2 separate regions of the Mus musculus genome follow, and region 2 is linked to region 1. A link is a contact called in ENCODE Hi-C or POLR2A ChIA-PET data. All regions are on one chromosome and are shown on one strand. Each heading gives the region's core, a stretch centred on a gene start or an enhancer-like site at or near the end of the contact. The rest is flanking DNA. Distances are from core to core; before and after follow the strand shown.

Region 1 (4,393 bases), core at 1,167-3,666:
TCTGTTCACCCCAGCTCAGCTCTGTGCTTCATACGATTTCATTTACACAAGGGTCCTGGCGCTAAAATACAATACTCCAAAAATCACCAAGCTACTCTAACCCCTTTGTTCTGCGAGGAAACAGCTAAAATCCCTTGCCAGGTACACAGCAGCTTGGGTCATCTGCAGGGCACTGTCCCCATTCATCAGCAGAGTTGGCAGTGGAAACCCAGTGGCCTGTTCACATTGTGCTGTAAAAGGACCAGGAGAAAGAGCCTTAAAGCTCCTAAAAATGTATGCTCCTAGGTTATGGGCTTCCTAACCCCAAGGCTGCTTTATCCATTATTTAAGACAGGTTGGAATCCTGTCAAGAATTTGCCAAGAACCTACAAAAATATTCAAGACCTGGAAAAGCTCATTGGCTTCAAAATACAAAACAAAAATCGAAAGTAGTAAGTTCCAGTGTGAATCAGTTCCATCTTTTATCACCCATCAAATCAAGACCTCGGAAAAGGACGATGGGTGGGACCTTTCAGTGGGTCTACACGGGGTCTATGCAGTCTGTGCCCTGGGAAGGTTCTAGAGTTGGGGCTCTCTACAAAATCCTAAGAGTGACCCAGCATAGCATTTTGTAAGAGCTGCTCACACCTCTCTCCCCTTTGAGACATTTGGGCAGTTCTGCAGATAAATGAAGTCACCTACAGGTGGCCCAGCTCCCCACTGTGTTAACAGAATCCCTAGTTCCCCAGCTGAGGCATGAAATATAAGGCGAGCTTAGAAAGAATAGCAACACGGGTTTGTATCATTGTGATAGTTCATTTTTTATTTCAGTGTTGTGACTTCACCAATATTTTATGCAGTCCAGAGTGGGCCTGTCAAAGGTTTAAACCCATTGAATTAAAGGACTGATAATCCAGTTGCTTGTGTAGCTGGCCTTGGGTGTGGCGAAAGGCCTGGATTGGCCTGGCACACACCAAGGTTAGGAAGCCCATTCAGGACTCACTGGTAGACTGAGTCTATGTTTTCAAGTTCCAATAAGCATAAAAGTGAAATGCCAAATTAGTGGGTCAAAACTAGCATCTTCTTGTTCATGAGGTAAAATAGAAAAAATACACCACAGAGTTCTCAGTGAAAATTTTGAACTGTCTTGTGAAGTGTTTGTGTAGAGCCACAGAAGTAGAATACATTTCTACTGAGAGTCACTGACAAATAGTGCAGAAAAGGGACCCTCAGGGGTCTCCCCGGCTGAGAACTGGCTTGGAGTTCAATGTCAGCTTACTTGGTGCCATACAGACAGCGGACAGCAGAGGGCAGTCATTCCTCGTACAGCAGCAAAGGTTGCACTTCAGAGCAACTGAAACCAAGAGGGAGTGCCTCACAGCCTGCTGGCCTTCAGAATAAGACACTGTTGACACTTGTGGCCATAGCATTACAGCCACTCACCACTCCCGTTGAATCCGTTCTTAATGCTATAGATTTTTCTAGCCCCCTTTGAAATGCTTCATGTATCTTCTTGTCAGATGAGGTCCTATGATGGAAACTCGGGCCACAGCTGTGGTCATCTTGTAAAGTCAAAGCATCACTAGATTTGCTCATGTGGACCCAAAGGACTCTCGATCGGCCTCGTTCTGGGGGGACATTTTGACACCCTCAGAAGTTTGGCTATTGAGCACTGGGACTCACTCTACCCCAGGTACTACTGAAAGCACCCAGACCTTTCTAGGGTCTGAATGGGGTAGGTCAAGGACATTAGGGGTCAAGAGGTTGAGTTGCCTTACTCAGCATTCCTGGCCAGGAAGAAGCAATGTCAGAATCCAGACATGGGTCCAGGCTGCTCTGGCTTGGTCTTCTTAAACACCAGCTGTTGCTGCACATGGAACAGACACCTAGCCCTCCACAGTACCCTCAGGAGAAGCATTGGAGGTCATCAGAGAGCACCGACAGTTAATCCTACAACTGGAAGACCAGATTGGTGCTTTGTTCCGCTTCAAGAAGGACTTCAAGTGTAGAGCCAGAATCAAAGGGTGAGCAACTACAAAAAGATGCATTTGGTTTCAGGAAAAAAACGACCAAAATCCTTCCTAAAATGTACGTACTTTCCCCAGTCACCACTGTGACTCCTGTATCCACAACAGTTACTGCAGCAAGCAGCTACAGCCCTCACAGAGCTTGACTGTCTTACATTGCCCACTGGAAGGCAGTGACTTAAACTTGTTCACTATGTATCCCCAAAAGGTACCCGGCACCCAGCTACTATGCTATGAGTGTCTGCAGGATGAATGTGTGAATGAATGAATGAATGAATGAATGGCCAAGATGAATTCAGAGTCCTAGGAGTTTGGACACAAAGACTGATGCTGGACTCTACTCCAACCAGAGCCAGATTGACTGGCATTGAGCCAAGGCCACTGGTGGGTTCAAGGGCAAAAAGCCAAGGAAGGCTCAGATAGACTTACACTTGCCATGGGCCTCCTGTGGTCCTTATGTGAGACAGACAGCCTGTCCTCCAGGCCCTGTTCCAGTCCCGTCTCCCTGGGGAGCCTGACCGAGTCCTCTGCCTCAAAGTCCACCTCTTGGTATTTTCCCTCCCAACCACTGCCAGCTCTGTTGACAGCTCATCTGTGCACGCTCCATAGTTTCTTCCTTCTTAGCTCCTGTCCCTTCCATGACATTGTAAGCAGCAGAAGCAGGGCCTACCATAGAGCCTCTTTGTGTTCAGTAGGACAGCCCTGGACCAAACGAACAAGATTGGCTTGTGTGGACCTGGACATGCTCACTGACTATTCCTGGCTTCTGTGTGGTGAAACATCTCCCGGCAGAAAACAAGATACAAGGGGTACAGCATCCCCTGAGCTTGAATTGTGTCCATTCAGAAGACATTGAACAAAGAGGCCATTGTCTGCCGACTCGCTCATTCACATACGGCACGGCCTTGTCCCTGTGCCTGCTCATTCACCCAGTTTATTGAATTCTCCCTGACTGCCAGCTTCCGTGGTGGGCACCAGAGACAAGGAGAAGACCCAGAGCTGATGCCTCAGGTGCAGTCAGACTGTGCCTAATGTGGAGTCAGAGCAGGACAAGAGGCGTGACCCTGGGGTGTGGTGCCTCTTCTTTGACCTTCAGTCTGTAAGCTGCCTTCACCCCCATGATGCTCCAGCTAGGAATCCAGATGCCAGCCAGCTTTGACAGACCACTGTGCTTGCAAACAGCAAGATGCCTCAGAACCTGGAAACCACCTTATCCCTTTCCTTAAATGAAGCCCTACGCCCCCACCCCGCATCCTTTTCTTTTCTGGTTTGGGTTTTCCAGATGTGACTCACAGAGACCCTCTCCAAATCCCTAGGGCCACCACAGGAGCCAAACCAGGTGGGCAGGCTCTGCTGACGCAGTGCCCCACCCACTCCAGGCTGAGGGCTGTGGGTTAGGCTTCAAGTTCACCTGGGAAGCTCCAGACGGGGAGTGGCGGGGTAGGCTGAGTATGGCAAGGGTGGGACCACGGGTTGACCAGATGGACAGCCAGAATATAGGACCTCAGCAGGGTGGGGCTGCTTGGAGTTTCCAGGCAGCCATTTTATGTAATTATTAATTTTAATGTACAGATGTCCTTACTCCCACACAAGAAATTTGATAATGTGATCAGTTAGTTATTATAGTACCTATTTTTAAAAAAATATAGTTGTGCAGGTGTGACAGCTCAGACCTATACCTGGGAAGGCTGAGGCAGGGAGATTCCAAGCTCAAGGATAGCCTGGGCTACAGAGTGAAACCCTGTCTCAAAAACAAAATGGTTTATAGCACCGTACTCTTAGCACACTGGGTGCAGCGGATAGCCCAGGCTAGTCATTCTTAAGTACAAAGCATTTATTGTCCTGTTGAATTATGTCCTTGCCACACATTCCCAGAAGTGGAATTTTGCGTGGGGAAAAAAAAAAGGTCTGAGCGACTTAATAGCCCTGGAACTCTATCACCCAATTTCTTCCCTAAAGGGCTGTGCTAATTCACACTTGAGCTGGCAGTGTGTTTAAGCTGGTTTTACCATATAAGTAGCATGCACTGTTATAACTTTGCTAATGTTCGCTAATTTAGTGGGTGTAAAATGGCACATCAAGGTTCCTCTAATTTGCCTGATTATAGTGAGAGAGAACATGCCTGTGGGTGCTAATATAAGTATCTCTGTGATGGGCTCCCCACAACCTCCCAGCTACTGTTCTGGTCTGTATTCCCACACCACTGTCAGCCTCTGTCTTCACCCGCTTTCTTAAGCCTTCCCGTCTTCATCTCTCAGCTCCTTTTCTGGATTCTAACCAGTCAGGGATGTGGCCCGCTTAACTGAAAGCTAGCCTCTGCACACGATGCTTTTCCCTAAGTAACTGCCCCTCTAAAGTCCAATGGTACCAATCTTTCTACCTGAGCC
Region 2 (4,393 bases), core at 1,351-3,850, 40 kb after region 1:
CTAAGGACACTCACACACTGGTCTGCAAGGGGCATGTTCTAAGCCTTAGGTGGCATCATTATGGTCAACTAAGGCAGAGTGATGTGGCTATGACATCATTCTATGATACAATCTGATAGAGTCACAACTAGAAATATAGACCAGTGTTGAGTAAAATACCCTTATATGGTTCGTGCTACAGAATGAAAATGGGGTAAGCAAAACTCTCCCCTGTCCCTCTGTACTCCCCAGTGTGTGTGTGTGTGTGTGTGTGTGTGTGTGTGTGTGTGTGTGTGTGACTGGTATTTGGAGAACTGTCTATCTGTCCACTAAAACATTAATAATAAGGCAATGAGGGTACCTTATTTTACTTGATACTTTAGACTTCTGAAAATAAGGATTTCTTACAAGATTAACAAGGTAACATGATTAAAGTTGTCACTGGTTTTATTAAAATGGGTTTTAGAAGCAGAGGAAGGCTCAGAGAAAAAGTGGATCAGAGGGGAGGCCAGGAAGCAAGCAAGGTGGAAGAGAATATGAAAGCCTGAAGAGGGGCCATGGAGCACAGAGGGCAGTGTGTGCTGGGGACCATCATCCTGTAGGGACAGTGATGGTCAGGATGCCCCTGGGGACAGTCTGACTCTCTCTCTCTCTCTCTCTCTCTCTCTCTCTCTCTCTCTGTCCTGGAGTGTTCTGTATCTCTGGGTTTTCTTGCCCAATGAAGGGCATGGTGAATGGGAACAGGGTGGTCTTTGGTGGTGAGCAAAAAGAGGGACAGAGGGCAAAAATAGGGAGCCAAAGACCCAGGCTCCCAGGCACCAAGCCACTTGGAGAGAAGGTACAGGAAGACTGCCTTTTGGAAGAACCTCCAAAATGGCCTCCCAGTCCCTAAATTTTCAGTCCCAGGGCATATAGATGTATTAATACACCCGGTTGGGAACCTAACTCACTGATATTTATATTCCCCCTCTGCCTGCCTACCTGTCTGTCTGTCTCTGTCTCTGTCTCTCTCTGAGTGTATGTGTGTGTGTTGGGGGGGGGGGGGTGTGCACACGTGCGCATACACATGCATGAGCCAGGGATAAAGTGGGATCCTGGTTACACTGTCCTCTACCAGAAAGGTCAAGCAAGCAACTATAATTATTCCAAGGAACATCACTCCCCGCCAGCAGAGCTAAAATCACAGCTTCCTAACCTGGATGCCTCCCACAGACGGGAATGGCCCCGAATCTCTGGATGCTCGCTAACAGAGTGGCAGCGGATGAGTCCGCACAGTTGCTCTGCTCTCCTTGGCCCATGTGGAGCCTCTGCTCAGTATGTTTCCTCTGCCCCCCCCCCCGCGCCCCAATCCTAGGAGCCGGAATGATCCCCTTTTACTCCCAGAATCCAGTCACCCCATTGTACCCATCAAAGCACCCGGGGCCCGGAGAGCAAAGGGTCTTGCTGAAAGGCACAATGTGAAATGACTAGAAGCCCACCAGGGGACACCCCTCTCCTCTCAAAACCTTCCCTGAAGAGAGCCACTGTTTCTCAAACCTGCCTGTGGAGGGGAAGCAGGATCCGAGCAAGGTTTCCTGTCTGGGCTGAGAGTGAAAGGGTAGCCACATAAGGCTTCAAAGAGCCCTGGCCTCGCCAAACTGGCTGCACACAGCCTGACAGAGCCGGGGCCAGCGCTCCCGCCCTCCTCTGCTCTGCAGCCAAGGCCATTCATTCTCTCCCTTCCTCCCAGGAGCACCAGGAGGCCAGGGAATGGGACTCAGCTTCCCCAGCAACCGAGAGCCATGCCACCCAAGGCGTGAGCTCTGGGAATACGTCCTGCCTCCTCACACTGACTGCCTCAGCAGGCGGTGGGCAGTGCCCGACCTGCCTTTCAGGCTGCAGCAGGATTTGAACTCGAGAGTGGCTTCCTTGGCTTCCGAGCTAGAAAGAAATATAGATCATAGATGGGGAACCTGAGCTTCAAATATCAAGGCCAGATTATGGCAAAGGCATGATCCACTCTGTTCCTGTAGTTCCCTGCCTGAAGGCATCTACAGCTAGGAAATCTCTCTTTCCTAGAGAAGAGGCACAGAGGGAAAGAAAGCCCAGCCTTCAGAGTCTCTACTAGCTCGAGCATTATCTTTGAGCTGGACTAGCGTTGGTTGTGCACTCTGGGAGGAGATTTTGAGTCAGAGGCTAAGCCTGTCGAGGGGTCTGTGTGGTTCAGATCTGTTCTAACGTCCAGGTTTCCGTGTTTGCCCGGACGGCTCTTGCGCCCTGAAATCGGTGCACTCTAGGACGTGTTCACCTTAGGGTCTGTGCGTCCCTCGGATTCTTTGCAGAGCACCTCCTATCTGGTGCCTGGAGCGTCTGAGCACGCGTCCCAGGGGAGCTCGTCCCCACGGAGGAATCTATGCGTTCCAGCTCAGCGTTCCCGGGTTCCGTGCCCGTTATTGCACTGGGCACCCGGATTCCGCCAGGCTGCCCAGACACGCAACTGACCTTGTCAGGTATCAGAATGACGAGTGGAAGCATCAGGATCGGGGTGAAGAGCAAAATCGCAAAGGACTTGAACTTGGTCACACAAGTCTTCGCCGAATCCATCGCGTGAAAGGGAGACTGACTGGAGGGAGAAAAGATTGCGAGGCAGCTAGAAGCTTCACGAGCTTAAAAGGGGGACGCGCGGTCCCACCGGATTGGGGGCGGCTACAACTCCGCCCCCCATTGCCAGGCCTCCCTGCGGTCCTGGGGCGGAGCCACCCCTCGGGGTCTGTGGGGAGTGTCTGTCCCAGGACTCTGCCACCCCGCGGCAGAGTGAGGCGTTTGCAGATTTCAGTGCTTGGCACCAGCCCTCTATGGAGAGGACTGGACCCTGGCACCTCACCACTTGCCAGCCCGTTGGCGCTGCTCTGGTCCTCAGTACCATGCAGGGTGTGCCGGTCATTCTGCCAGCTTAAGCGTGAGGACCCTTTGTGTACTCTCACCTGCTCTCTCCTGGACTCCGGAATGTCCCAGATGAAAAACACCAGCCTGTAGGATTCTCAGGCTTCTCTCTCCAAAGCGTTCTCCTTCTCATCCCTATCCCGGAGGGGCGTCTCCTAGAGGCGATGGCCGAGCCCTGCGCCACCGCGGTCTTCTCACCTCCAAGATCCGCTGGCTTCCTCCTAGCGTTAGCCCGACTCTAGACATAGAACCCATTTCCCTCCTCGTGCCGTCTCCTACCCAGCGCACCGTAGGCGCTCTAGAGGGACCGCTAAGGAAGGCGGTCACTGTCCTCGCAGACCGAACGACTTTTACCCTCCAGCGAACGCGCTTGCGCAGGCCGGCCGTCTTTGCCCAGGCGCGGGTAGTTGCTGCCGCCCACTTACCAACCACCTCGCTAGTACCATTTTATGGTGGGAGACGGGGCCTTAGAAAAGAGGGGGCATAATCCTGCCAACCATCATCGAGGCATTCGTTCATTCATTAATCCTCCCCTTAACAGACCTGTGTGTAGTACCTGCTGTGCTAAGTCCTGTTTGGGACACCAACACAAGAGGGTGCAATGACATTATTGACACTTCGGTGAGTTCTTTCTCTTCTGCCTGCCTCTCATTCTCCTCTGGGGAGTCTTATCCACAGGCTACTTGACACATGGCTGAGTCCAGATTCCTGTACAGTCAGCTCTCACCACTGATCAAGATGCTATCTAGTTGCTGACATGGTTAGCGTGTTTACGACTAGGATGGCTGCTTCTGTTCTAAACATGGAAACCATCGGCGTACTCTGAACTATATACAACAGAGACCGACTATTAGCACGGCACTTACACTGTGTGTTAGGTGTTGCAAGCAATCCAGAGATGAAGTAAAGAATAGGTTATATGCAATTGCTACGAATTATATGAGACTAACCTCTCCTCCCTCTTCTCCACCCCTAGCCCTGCCACCACCACCACCAGGAAAGAACTACTGAATTCCCCACCTTCTCAGCCTGTGAATGTCGAAGGCCCTAAAACAGAACACACATTTGTATCAAGATTTTTGACTCTGTTCCTGTGACCTGCCTGTCACCTTGCCCTCAAGTCTGCAACTGCCTTCTTCAGGCCCTCTCTATTTTCGGTTTGTTTGCTTGTTTGCATCTATGTGGCCCTGGGCCCATCCCTTCCCCCAGGGCAATTAAAACTAGAGTTCCTGCTTTGGGGTGTGTGTGTGTGTGTGTGTGTGTGTGTGTGTTTCAAGACTCTATGTGTATGAGTATTTTGCATGCATATATATGTGTGTATCATTTGCATGTCTGATAACCCCAGAGTCAGAAGAGAGTGTCAGAGTCCCTGAAACTGAAATAATAGACAGTTGGGAACAGCCATATGGGTTCTGGGAAATGAACCCAGGTCCTCTTCCAGCAAGAAGAGTGAGTCCTGCTGTTAACCATGGAGCCAGCTTTCCAGCCTTTT

What was found. A loop is a pair of places that touch in the nucleus more often than their neighbours do. ChIA-PET counts read pairs that join two places held with the same protein, here RNA polymerase II (POLR2A).
Region 2: a map of left cerebral cortex shows a loop between it and region 1 (4-fold over the local background). The contact joins the promoter of Slc13a5 here to the enhancer-like site in region 1. A Hi-C loop is called at or near these places in 14 of 37 maps with a recorded cell type or tissue (Patski, adrenal gland, gastrocnemius and 2 more). POLR2A ChIA-PET finds 5 or more read pairs at or near these places in 2 of 5 experiments (both embryonic stem cell).

What each region holds. Positions count from the first base shown.
Region 1 is chr11:72,223,754-72,228,146 of GRCm38, forward strand. No RefSeq gene overlaps it. Among named protein-coding and RNA genes, the nearest start is that of Med31, 10 kb to the left of the region's middle. Within about 2 kb of position 2,417, at least 1 of the 3 ENCODE cell types and tissues checked has a DNase peak (open chromatin) inside an H3K27ac peak, as active enhancers do; it is left cerebral cortex, where a contact is called at or near this core.
Region 2 is chr11:72,264,004-72,268,396 of GRCm38, forward strand. It overlaps Slc13a5 (solute carrier family 13 (sodium-dependent citrate transporter), member 5), which reads right to left and starts at 2,601. Exons shown (of 12, transcript NM_001004148.4): 1 at 2,461-2,601. The coding sequence starts at 2,562. It overlaps 1700051A21Rik (RIKEN cDNA 1700051A21 gene), which reads left to right and starts at 2,841. Exons shown (of 2, transcript NR_045922.1): 1 at 2,841-3,522; 2 at 3,878-4,393.